Regions from separate parts of the Mus musculus genome. Here region 2 is linked to region 1. Evidence: chromatin contacts called from ENCODE Hi-C data. All regions are on one chromosome and are shown on one strand. Each heading gives the region's core, a stretch centred on a gene start or an enhancer-like site at or near the end of the contact. The rest is flanking DNA. Distances are from core to core; before and after follow the strand shown. Region 1 holds the start of Mgat4a (mannoside acetylglucosaminyltransferase 4, isoenzyme A). Region 2 has its middle 29 kb from the start of 4930556I23Rik.

What was found. A loop is a pair of places that touch in the nucleus more often than their neighbours do.
Region 2: a loop to region 1 is called in a map of left cerebral cortex, with 2.4 times the contacts of the local background. The contact joins the enhancer-like site here to the promoter of Mgat4a in region 1. A Hi-C loop is called at or near these places in 4 of 37 maps with a recorded cell type or tissue (adrenal gland, heart and left cerebral cortex).

Annotation. Positions count from the first base shown.
Region 1 is chr1:37,537,476-37,543,427 of GRCm38, reverse strand. It overlaps Mgat4a (mannoside acetylglucosaminyltransferase 4, isoenzyme A), which reads left to right and starts at 2,412. Exons shown (of 16, transcript NM_173870.3): 1 at 2,412-2,463.
Region 2 is chr1:37,582,670-37,588,621 of GRCm38, reverse strand. No RefSeq gene overlaps it. Among named protein-coding and RNA genes, the nearest start is that of 4930556I23Rik, 29 kb to the left of the region's middle. Within about 2 kb of position 2,696, at least 2 of the 3 ENCODE cell types and tissues checked have a DNase peak (open chromatin) inside an H3K27ac peak, as active enhancers do; they include left cerebral cortex, where a contact is called at or near this core.

The DNA of each region.
Region 1 (5,952 bases), core at 1,163-3,662:
TTGTGAATGTCAACAAGATTGAGAGGAATCACGGACTCTAACTCACACTGAGCAGGCATATTTCAAACCATCACAGTTTCTTAGCTCAACCAACTGAATGCCACAGCTTCTTCTCAACAATGTGAATAGAGACAAGTTTAATCATGGCAGGGACTAAAGTTTCTTAGAAAAACTGTCCTTCTGCCAGATGAAGGGCAATGAAGAATGAAAAAGGCATCCCTCTACCTCTTTGTGTTTTTAATGGCTCAGCCTTTAAAGGCTCCTGCTGTGGAGCCTGACCACCTGAGTTTAATCCCTAGTTCTCTACAGCACAAACTCCCACAAGTTGCCCCCTGCCCTCTGTGTGAGTGCCTTGGCATGCTTGTGACCCCACACTGAATAAATGCACAGAAGATATTATAAAAGGTCTTCAATTCATGGATGTCTATTGCTTCTTTTAACTTCTGATGTTTCCCTGTTTACAGAGTCTGAATATGTACTCTTCCTGAAGGTACCACTCCAGTCCGTACCCACATCGTATCTTTTCCTTTTTCTCCTCTCATCTGACCTTGATCTTTGCTTAGAAAATGTCTGTGAACACTCTCATTCCCTTCCTTTACCAGGGGGGAAAAAATAGAGAAAGCGGAAATAGGTCTTTTTAAGATTCATTCAGTCATCCGATAGCTGGTGGGTTGCTAAAGGTGAAAATGGAAACAGAGAAGCAGAAGTCTCTGAATTAAGGAGAATTGGGTTTAATCGCGGTTAGTTGCCTAAATAACTATTTGTATCCATGAAATTCTCTAGTTTCTCTCTGTATAACATTGGGATATCGGAAAAATGACTGTCTGTGTTGCTCAGTCTTTTAGCTGACCCTAACATAGCTCAAGGGCTGTTTCTCTCCTGTCGAGTATTTTCTTCCTCTGCTTGAAGCTGTGAACTGATCTGACACTCAGAACAGTAGAAAGGTAGCAAGGCCTGGTGTGTCTATGCTGACAGGAGAATTAGCAATTCACCCCAACCGTGTTTCAGACGCTGTGTCTGGTAGGGGTTCCATCTATAGTGCTTGTGTCCATCTTGAAGTCTAGTGCTGGGTTGCTAACTGTCAATGTTTTAGGCACAGTTATACAGGGAATTTAGCTCTATTTCCCCCCAAAGTAGAAAGCAAAGCTGCCACTGGGTTTATCATGCTTCTCCCATACCCCGGCTGGTGCAGAGCTGGGGGAAGAAGACTGTGAGCCTCTTTTGGGATTTTGAAAACAGCTTAGGAACAACGGAGAGAAATCTCACCACAGGAGAGCTGAGAAACCTATAAATATAATAGCTAATTATTAAACACTTAATTTTGAGACAAAAAAAAAACGTCCCCCCCAAAAACAAAAACCCCTCATTCCGATGTTGTATACTAGAGTTTTCTATTTTTGAATTACTGTCGTCTTCTGATCCAGATATTTATTGCCTTGGTGTTTGCCAGGAACAAGGCTGTTTCCTAGTTTTTTGATTTCTTGTATGTCTTTGCAGTGTTGTTGGGAGGATTATGGTAACAGGGAGGACAGACACATCTCTTATCTTATTAGCTCTGTAACCACAGGTAAACTCTTTAACCTTTTAAGCTCATCTGTGAGAAATGGGGATTAACATATATGATAAGCAATTAAAGATTTGCCGGGATTATGGTAAGAAGCAATTAAAGATCTTAATATATGCCAGGCTTGATAGCTAACAGATAACGTGCACAGGGGCAGGCCACTCACGTTTTCTATAGATGTCCATCCATTTCGATCTGAAACCAGTTTTAAACTTTAAGAAATGGTCATCTGACACGTGCTCAAGAGAGAAGGGAAGACTAACACTGCATAGTAGAAAAATCGGGGACATTAGCACTGAGTGGTGTGCCTTTAAACCCTAGTCATATTTGTTGCTTCTAGTTGCTCCAAATGGTCCTCCCTGCGTCTCTGCCTCCTCCTGGAAGCTGGAGGATAACGATGCTCCTCACTGATGCTGGCAGTGTAATGCTTGGAACAGCGGGCCTTGGAAGCTATGGTTGGATTAGAGCCAGGACCTGTCACCGCGCCTGGACCGCCAGAAGATGGGACCCAGAGCTAGGAGGAAAGGCCATGGTGACCAGGTTGTATTCCGTGGGCTCACTGGGGCCTTTGTTGCCTCCCGAGGTTGCATGCGCTCAGGCCGGAGGGTACAAGCCAGATGTGGCGGCTGCGCTCCAGCCCCGGCCGCAACACCGATGCAAAAAGGGGCTGGGGAGAAATATATAGGCTGCTCTATTGCGCCGTTGAGTGACAGGCTGGCCGGCCACTGGCAGCGGCGGCGGGGCGCTTAGGGAAGTGGCGGCCAATGGCTGGCGGGAACTGGGGCGGGGGCTGGGCAGGGGCTGTCCCTGGCGAGGGCGGGGCGCGCGGCCCGCGGCGGCGGAGGCGGCTCCAGCAGCGACGCCGGCGGCCGCGGCAGAAGCGCCCTGGCCCGCGGCAGGTGAGGAGCGCGGGGCGCCGGGCAGGGGGCGGCCAGGAGGAGTACGGCGGGGTCCGCGGAACACCCACCTGCTGGTGGCTGAGGCGGGGCGTCCCGAGGCCGCCGTCCGATCGCGCGCGCACCGGGCCTCGGAACCGGGAGCGGGGCGCGGGCCGGCCGCCCTCCGCGCCTCGCCGCAGCCGCAGCCCCTCGGTGCTGCGCTCCTTCCCGGTGGTTGGCCTGGAGCCTCGGGCGGTCCCGGAGCACCGGGAAAGTGCAGTGCTGTGTGCGCGTGCACCGAGACCAAGAGTTGCGGGCAGGATCCCGCGACTGGAGGGTTGGAAGGCTGGAGGGTTGGAGGGCTGGGGGGCTGGGGGGCTGGAGGTGGCGCCGCCGCGGGGCAGGTAGGGCGGGGGCCGCTTGCCTGCGGGGAACTAAGATGTTCCGGGAGGTACGGGGGGAGCGAGCCCGGATTCCTCCCAGGCCTGGGTTTCCTCCATCCCATGGAAGCGGCGAGTGGGATCCCCTCCCCGACCTCAGGTGGGGTCTCGGACCCCTCCAGGTGTGACAGGTGATGTCTGGAAGGCTTGGCGTTAAGTGGTGGCAGTGGTACGCTTCCCGCGCCCGCTTTTATTTCTCTAAGCGTTGTGATCTCAGGAGCGGGTTCACGGCTTACATTTAGAATTCGGAAATAGCTGTAGATGGTATGTTATCTTCTTCGAGCCTGCCATCTATTTTGCTGTTGTGCTTTTTGCTGCCGACAAATTATTTAGTAAAAGATAAAAGAATGACATGGTTATTCACTTGAATGTAAAAATCTAAATTTAGAATCATGTAACACGCGCTCTGTGGTTCAGGCTCCTTTCTCTTCCAAATGCTTAAAGAATAGTTTTACTAACAGGTTATGGTGACATAGGTTCCATTAACCCCTGAGTGTAAATCATAACACATACTAGACAATGAAATTATGTAAGCTGTATAAAAGAAATATTTATGTTCTCTAAGTGGAAAGGGCATGAGTTTTTCATAATTGCGGTTTATAAAGTTGTGCAGGCTTACGTCATGGTGTTCATTGATCCGGGGTGTCATGAATCGTGCCTCTTGTTCTTTCAGGCACCTCTGTTTTGTCTGTGGGATGCTGATGAAGGACTCTACCAAATGTTAACCAAAGTGTTCTTAGCCGTGGAACATATGGGATATTTCAGAGAACACTTTAAAAACTTAATTAAAAAAAAAAAACAAACCCAGATGCAAGATTGTTAAATCTATTAACAAAACATATTCCTCATTCTGCGGTTTAGAGTTGAAGCCTCTTTTGGAGGATGGAGGAATGGCTAGTTACGTAGTCATTTTTTTGTTCAAAGACTTGGTTGTTATCAATTAATATAGCCAGGACAGTCTTAAGGTAAGGGCGGTAGATAAGTATTCACATATGTGGCCTCGGACACAAATGTAGGTCACCTGTGTCTAACGAGCCAGCCTCAAGCTGCCTGGGGTGGTTTAAGGGTACGAGGTGTGTTCTGTTTCCTCCTCTCTGGAGATTTCATTCACGTGTGCTTCACGATGAAGCTTAGTTTGGAAAACCCTGGTGTAAAATGAATAGCTGCATTCCGGTGGAGTGTAACACTCCTCCTCCTTTTGAGATGTCAGAACTTATTAGTAGAATTCCCTAACCGTATCTTCCCTAAAATGGGGTTTGCTAACTTCTTAGGCCCAGTATTTAATACTCCATATGCTTCTGGGGTATTATGGATGGCTAATCTATAGCATTTATACTTTTATATAGGCTTCATTTGTATGTAATAAAACAACTTCTCTCTCTCTCTCTCTCTCTCTCTCTCTCTCTCTCTCTCTCTCTCTCTTTGTTGTTGTTTCTTGAAACAGGATTTCTCTGTGTAGCCTTGGCTGTCCTGGAACTTGCTCTGTAGACCAGACTGGCCTCGAACTCATAGATATCTGTCTGTCTTTGCCTCCCAAGTGCTTGCATTAATGGCATGGGCCACCACCACTTAGCTTAATAAAAACTTTTTTTTTTAAAGATTTATATATTTATTATGTATATAGCACTCTGCTTGCATGTATCCCTACAGGCCAGAAGAGGGCATCAGATCTCATTACAGATGGTTGTGAGCCGCCATGTGGTTGCTGGGAATTGAACTCAGGCCTTCTGGAAGAGCAGACAGTGCTCTTAACTGCTGAGCAATCTCTCCAGCCCCATTAATAAAACCTTTTAAATTATCATTTTAGAATGATTCTGCATATCTCTACTTCCTGATTTATGTCAGCTAGATATTTATTCTAATAATCAGCTCTACCTGCCCTTCCCCAACAAAATCCTCCCTGAAGCAAAATATGACTATATATAGACAGAAAGTGAAAAGTGTGTTTGTATAATGTCATACCAGGCTTAAAATTCCAAGTCACAGTTTACTGAGGTAGTGCCCCTGTTCTTAGAGTCAGAAGTCATCATTGAGTGTTTTATTGAGCTAATAGATTAGGTACTTGGTGGAATTTAAAATCATTGGATTTTGTTTTCCCAGTGAGGACCTTTGGTTGTAGGTGGTCAGCATGGGCATAGTTGGGATAAAGTTAGCCATGGGAGGTGAATAAATTAGGTCTTAGCAACTTGGAGAACCTCTTTGGAATACCAGGTGCTCAGGTAGTCACAGGCCGTGCAGTGGAATGTAGTGCTTCTAGAATTTTACATGGAAATGAGAGCTCCTGGCCAGAGAAACTAACAGGCAGGCTTTGTTGGGGACTCAGGAGGGAGGGATTAGCCAAAGGCTGCAGGAAGTGGGAAATTTGTTCAGAGTTGCACATTTGGACTGTGAAATTTTCTGTTCATTCTGTAGTTTTTATACCATAACAGGCTTGTGCCTACTGCAGAACAGAAAACATTTTTTAAAATGTAATACATTTGGAAAATTTATGTTTTCTGTCGAGCCAAGTTAACACTCAGAAAGGCTCTCTAGTCTCATCTGAGCTGCGACTGTCTCCTGCAGCAACTCCGTCCTGCTGTGGTGTAAGCGGTCAATCTGAGGGACAAAAGGCAGCAGATAAGAATTCTGCCAGGCCATGGTGACACACACCTTTAATCTGAGCACTTTGGGAGGCAGAGGCAGAGGCAGTGGCAGAGGCAGACAGATCTCTGTGAGTTCGAGGGTAGACGGTAGACAGTTCTAGGCCAGCCAGAGCAACACAGGGAAACCATGTCTCAAAAAGCAGACAAACAGAAACAGAACTTAAACCTAGAAGTTACTGAAACTGAGGTTTCTCATTGGGTTTACCTCCTTGTGTATAAAATAGGGGTTGTAACGCTTGCCCTGTAAGGACTTAGTGAAGGTTTAAGTCTTGTTACTGCCCAGAATAAAGGAAAAAAGCCAGTGAAGTATAGTAACCATCCTCACCATCACACTGTCATTTGTCCCTGTGTGGTCTTCCTTGGCTAGTGGAGATTCCCAGTGATTCACAGTGCTAGAAATAGCTGAGGTTGTAGTTTGTGAATTGCCT
Region 2 (5,952 bases), core at 1,447-3,946, 45 kb before region 1:
GAGTAGTACTCCGTTATGTAAATGTACCACATTTTCTGTATCCATTCCTCTGCTGAGGGACATCTGGGTTCTTCCCAGCTTCTGGCTATTATAAATAATGCTGCTATGAACATAGTGGAGCATGTGTCCTTATTACCAGTTGGAACACCTTCTGGATATATGCCCAGGAGAGGTATTGCTAGGTATCCTCCCATTGATGGCCTACTAATGCAGCTACATATGCAGCTAGAGACACAAGCTCTGGGGGGTACTGGGAAGGAAAAGGGGGAATACTATGGTAGTACTATGTCCAATTTTCTGAGGAACCGCCAGACTGATTTCCAGAGTGGTTGTACAAGCTTGCAATCCCACCAGCAATGGAGGAGTGTTCCTCTTTCTCCACATGCTCGCCAGCATCTGCTGTCACCTGAATTTTTGATCTTAGCCATTCTGACTGGTGTGAGGTGGAATCTCAGGGTTGTTTTGATTTGCATTTCCCTGATGATTAAGGATGTTGAACATTTTTTCAGGTGCTTCTCAGCCATTCAGTATTCCTCAGTTGAGAATTCTTTGTTTATCTCTGTACCCCATTTTTAATATGGCTATTTGATTTTCTGGAGTCCAGCTTCTTGAATTTTTTTTAAATATATATATTGGATGTTAGTTCCCTATCTGATTTAGGATTGGTAAAGATCCTTTCTCAATCTGTTGGTGGCCTTTTTGTCTTATTGACAGTGTCTATTGCCTTACAGAGCTTTGCAATTTTATGAGGTCCCATTTATCAATTCTCGATCTTACAGCACGAGCCATTGCTGTTCTATTCAGGAAATTTCCCCCTGTGCCCATAACTTCGAGGCTTTCCCCCACTTTCTCCTCTATAAGTTTCAGTGTCTCTGGTTTTATGTGGAGTTCCTTGATCCACTTAGACTTGAGCTTTGTACAAGGAGATAAGAATGGATCAATTCACATTTTTCTACAAGATAACCACCAGTTGTGCCAGCACCATTTGTTGAAAATGCTGTCTTTTTTTCCACTGGATAGTTTAGCTCCTTTGTCATAGAACAAGTGACCATAGGTGTTCATTTCTGTGTCTTCAGTTCTATTCCATTGATCTGCCTGTCTGTTGCTGTACAAGTACCATGCAGTTTTTTTGGTTTATTTATTTATTTATTTATTTATCACAATTGCTCTGTAGTACAGCTTGAGGTCAGGCATGGTGCTTCCACCAGAGTTCCTTTTATTGTTGAGAATAGTTTTTGCTATCCTAGACTTTTGGTTATTCCACATGAATTTGCAAATTGCCCTTTCTAACTCAGTAAAGAATTGAGTTGAAATTTTGATGGGATTGCATTGAATCTGTAGATTGCTTTTGGCAAGATAGCCATTTTGACTATATTAATCCTGCCAATCCATGAGCATGGGAGATCTTTCCATCTTCTGTGTTCTTCCTCTATTTCTTTCTTCAGAGACTTGAAGTTTTTATCATACAGATCTTTCACTTGCTTAGTTAGAGTCACACCAAGGTATTTTATATTATTTGTGCCTATTGTGAAGGGTGTTGTTGCCCTAATTTCTTTCTCAGCCTGTTTATTCTTTGTGTAGAGAAAGGCCACTGATTTGTTAGAGTTAATTTTATATCCAGCTACTTCACTGAAGCTGTTTATCAGGTTTAGGAGTTCTCTGGTGGAATTTTTAGGGTCACTTATATATACTATCATATCATCTGCAAAATATTTTGATTTCTTTCTTTCCAATTTGTATTCTCTTGATCTTCTTTTTAATTGCTAATTAAAAATTAATTAATTGCTCTGGCTAGGACTTCAAGTACTATATTGAATAGGTAGGGAGAAAGTTGGCAGCCTTGTCTAGTCCCTGATTTTAGTGGGATTGCTTCAAGTTTCTCTCCATTTAGTTTGATGTTGCCTACTGGTTTTCTGTACATGGCTTTTATTATGTCTAGTTATGGTCCTTGAATTCCTGATCTTTCCAAGACTTTTATCATGAATGGTTGTTGGATTTTGTCAAATGCTTTCTCAGCATCTAACAAGATGATCATGTGGTTTTTGTCTTTGAGTTGGCTTATATAGTGGATTATGTTAAACCATCCCTGCATCCCTGGGATGAAGCCTACTTGATCATGATGGATGATTGTTTTGATGTGTCTTACGTGTCATCTGCCAAAGGCTAAGTACTCAGCATGTACTGTTGAATTAGGCTCACAGAATGCAGACCCCTCCCATACAGAGACCAGGCTAGCAGCTATATTGTGAGGTTAAAGAGAAAGAGGAAGCGAAACCAGCAGAAAATGCAGCTGCAGCGGCAGCATGCCAGGGTATGACTGAGGCTCTGGGAATTTCCGCACAGCAGGCTTCTGTGAGAAGATATCGGTCTTTCCTCTTTTTCTGGGCCTCTGCTTCTCAAGACTTCAACCCAAGTAGAACTTATGCCTTTGGCTCTCCAGCTCATACCTCTGAACTGTGCCATGAGCCTTTCTGTTCCAACTGACAGATGGCACATGGAGGAGCCTTCTGGGCCTTCAGAATCACGTGACCCCACAGCTGACCGCAGACCTCCACACTGCACAGACACACTGTCCTGGGTTTGCGATGGTTCAGCTTTTGCAGTCCCAACTTCATTGTGGTACAAAGACAGTCAGTCACTCAGTAGAAACCACGCTTCAGGTTTGGGTTTTCTTCCAGCCCTAGGCTGGCAATGCAGTCTTGGCACGGTGAGCAGGTTCCAGCCGGGAACCGATGACTCAGTACTTCCGGTGTGCCTGTCACTCAGCTCTCCTTTGAATGTAATGTTTCTCTTAGTCTGCAGACCCAGTGTGCTTCCAGTGGCGAGTTTTAATGGTGAGTATCTACATACCCATTCTGTTCTCACAGGCCGACTTCAGGATGGTTCCTGTGACAGTCAGTTGCAGGGTAAGCTTGATGGTGGATACCTTTGCCATGCTGCAGACTATTAAGTGACCAAGCATGGTGGGCTAGGCTGGATGTATTGAATGCTTTTCTTTTTTTTTTTTTTAAACTTGGTATTTATTTTTAACTTGCAATGGATTTGTCAGGACTTAAGCTCACAACAGACAGAGGAGAGGGTATTTCTGTGTATGCGTGCATCTTCACAAGTGTGTCTCTGCTCCTGGTTTTGTTTCTCTGGAGAGTCCTGAGTGGCACCCCCAACAGTGGCTTCAAATATACTGCGAGAACAAGTGTCTGTCCTTATGCAACACTGAGATTTACTGGCTGTCACGCCTCAAACCTCTTTCATAAACAGGTTGGTGAGCAATGGCCATAAGAAAATGCATTCGCTGAGCCCTCCCACTGCTCTAGTGGATAGTGGCTATGGGACTGGAAATACTCAGGGGCAAGGGGTGGCGTCACTAGAGTAGAGGAACAAAGCCAATTCCCTCTGTGGTCCTAAGCCAGCTTGGAGGAAGGTAAAAGTTCATTCATATTGGTTGGAAGTTGGTACACAGCTCAAAAGGAATGCTTTGTATGCTTTCCCATGACTATGCATGCACACATACACGTACATATACATACATACACAAGCACATGTACACACATACACACACAAGCATATACACACATATATACACACAAGCACAGGTACACACATATACACATATGCACACATACATATATACAAGCACACATGCACACACATACACAAACACACACATATACACACATACATAAACACACAAGCACATGCACACACACACATATACACACATACATAAACACACAAGCACATGCACACACACATACACAGGCACACATACATATACACATATACATACAGACAGACACAACACATACATATACACACATACACACACAAGCACATTCAAACACATACACAAGCACAGGCACACACATATACACATATGCATGTACACATACACACACACATACACATGCACACACATACATGCACACACACACAGGTACACACACACCTACCAGTGCTCCCACATGAAGTTACTCAAATACATACAACACTTGTTGTCATGGGTCTTCCACCTTTATTGCAACCAAACTTCATCCCTATAGGATTCTTCCCAAAGCCTCTCATCCCATGGGGAAACATGTAGTTCTTCCATGCCAGAAGGAAACTGCCCAGTGCGGGGATGTAGGGTTTGACAGGAGAGCAGGCCAGGTACCTGGAGTTCTCCTAGCTTCCCAGAGACATTCTAACCACGGGATGCTTGACAGGTACTTTGATAATAAGCAGCTTAACAGAAAGCATCTGTTTCCTGCTTAGTTTAAACAACTGATTCCTTGTACATTGTGCTGGTCTTGGCCCCTAGCAAGGTACAGATTATAAATCTGTGGTGGATGTCCTTTCCTGTCAGCACTATTTAAACACCTCCAAGGGTGCCTGACGTTTTTCCAGGAGGCCCTGTGCCAGCAGCTAAACCCCAAAGTCCTTTCTGATCCTTTATACCAGAGAGGGTCACAATCCAAGAATCACACTGCTTCCATAAAGAGGCAAATCAGCGCCTTCCTGGGCATAGCCAAGCTGTCAGAGAGTCCGCGATTCAGAAATAATCAATGAGAGCAAGCTGGGGGGAGAGAGAGAGGGGTGGTGGCAGCTGTGTATTTACCAAAGGTGGGGCCAGCGAAAGCTGCAGCAAGTGGGCAGGTGTTTCAGACGTATTTTTAACGTGACCGGAAAAGGTAGGGTTGGCTGCTGGAAGAAAAACCAGGCACATGTCCTGGCACAGTTTTCATGTCTCCCCAAGGACACAATGGACAGCATTCAGGAGCACCTGGCCAGGACCCAGTGACCAGGTGTTTCCAAAACCCAACAGTTAGATCTTCATTCTCTGGAGCTCAGAAAGCGCAGACATACTCCTGAGACATAGCTCTTTAAGTTCACCCAAGAACTAGGTTCTGGGTGTGCACTGGGAAGGAGGAAAGCAATGAGGGAGGAGGTACTGTGTTAAGAGGGTCTTGATTCACAGGACATAGACATTAAACAAGTCTGGTGGTAGAAACAGGCAGAGCAGGTTCTGAATGTTGATGCCCATTCTTCACACTCATGCGTTGAAATGTAGCCTCTGGTGGGATGGGATTATAAATGAGGTCGTTAGAACTGGCTAGGTTATGAAGGTGGGGCCCTCAGAGATGTGTGTGTGCGTTCGTGCGTGTGTGTATGTGTGCATGTGTATATGTGTGTGTGAATGTGGATGTATACGTGCAGATGTGCATATATGTGCATATGTGGATGTGCACGCATGTATGCATGTGGATGTATGTGCATGTAAGCGAGCATGTGTGCACATGTGTTCGCATGTGTGCACATGTGTTCACATGTGTGTGCATGTGCATGCACATGTGTGGATGTGGATGTGTGTATGCATGTGTATGTATGTGTATGCACATGTATATGTGCATGCATGTGTGTGCATGTAATGCAAACTCTCTCCACTCTTCCACCAGGTGAGAATTCAGCAAGAAGAAGATACCATCTATGGAACTCAGGCTTTATCTGACACTCAATCTGCTAGACCCTTGATCTTGGACTTTCAGTTTCCAGAACTGTGAAACAAGAATTTCTGTTGTTTATAAGCCATCTATGTGATCTACATTAGTCTGAGCAGATTAAAACAGACTTTTGCCATTGAGACTTGGTAGAAAGTTGACACTGGCCTTGGGACTCAAACCATGCTTCAGAGTAAACTGAGGGGTGCTTCAGGGAAAGGAAGTTCGGGAGTGTGGATACATCCTAAAACCCACAGAAAAATACTGTGTGTGTTGCTTTCAGTTGTGGCGTTACTGTCATCCTATGCTAAGCAGCCCTGATTGTACGTTTCCTTCTAGACCTCTGTGCTGATGGGCAATCTGCCTCCCTAGCTCACAGTACTCTAATATTACCTGCAGGGTCCAGGCATCTCTCAGCCCATAGATCTGCTCTCCCTGTACAGATCTCCGTATGTTGTGAGGTTATTTGAAATACACA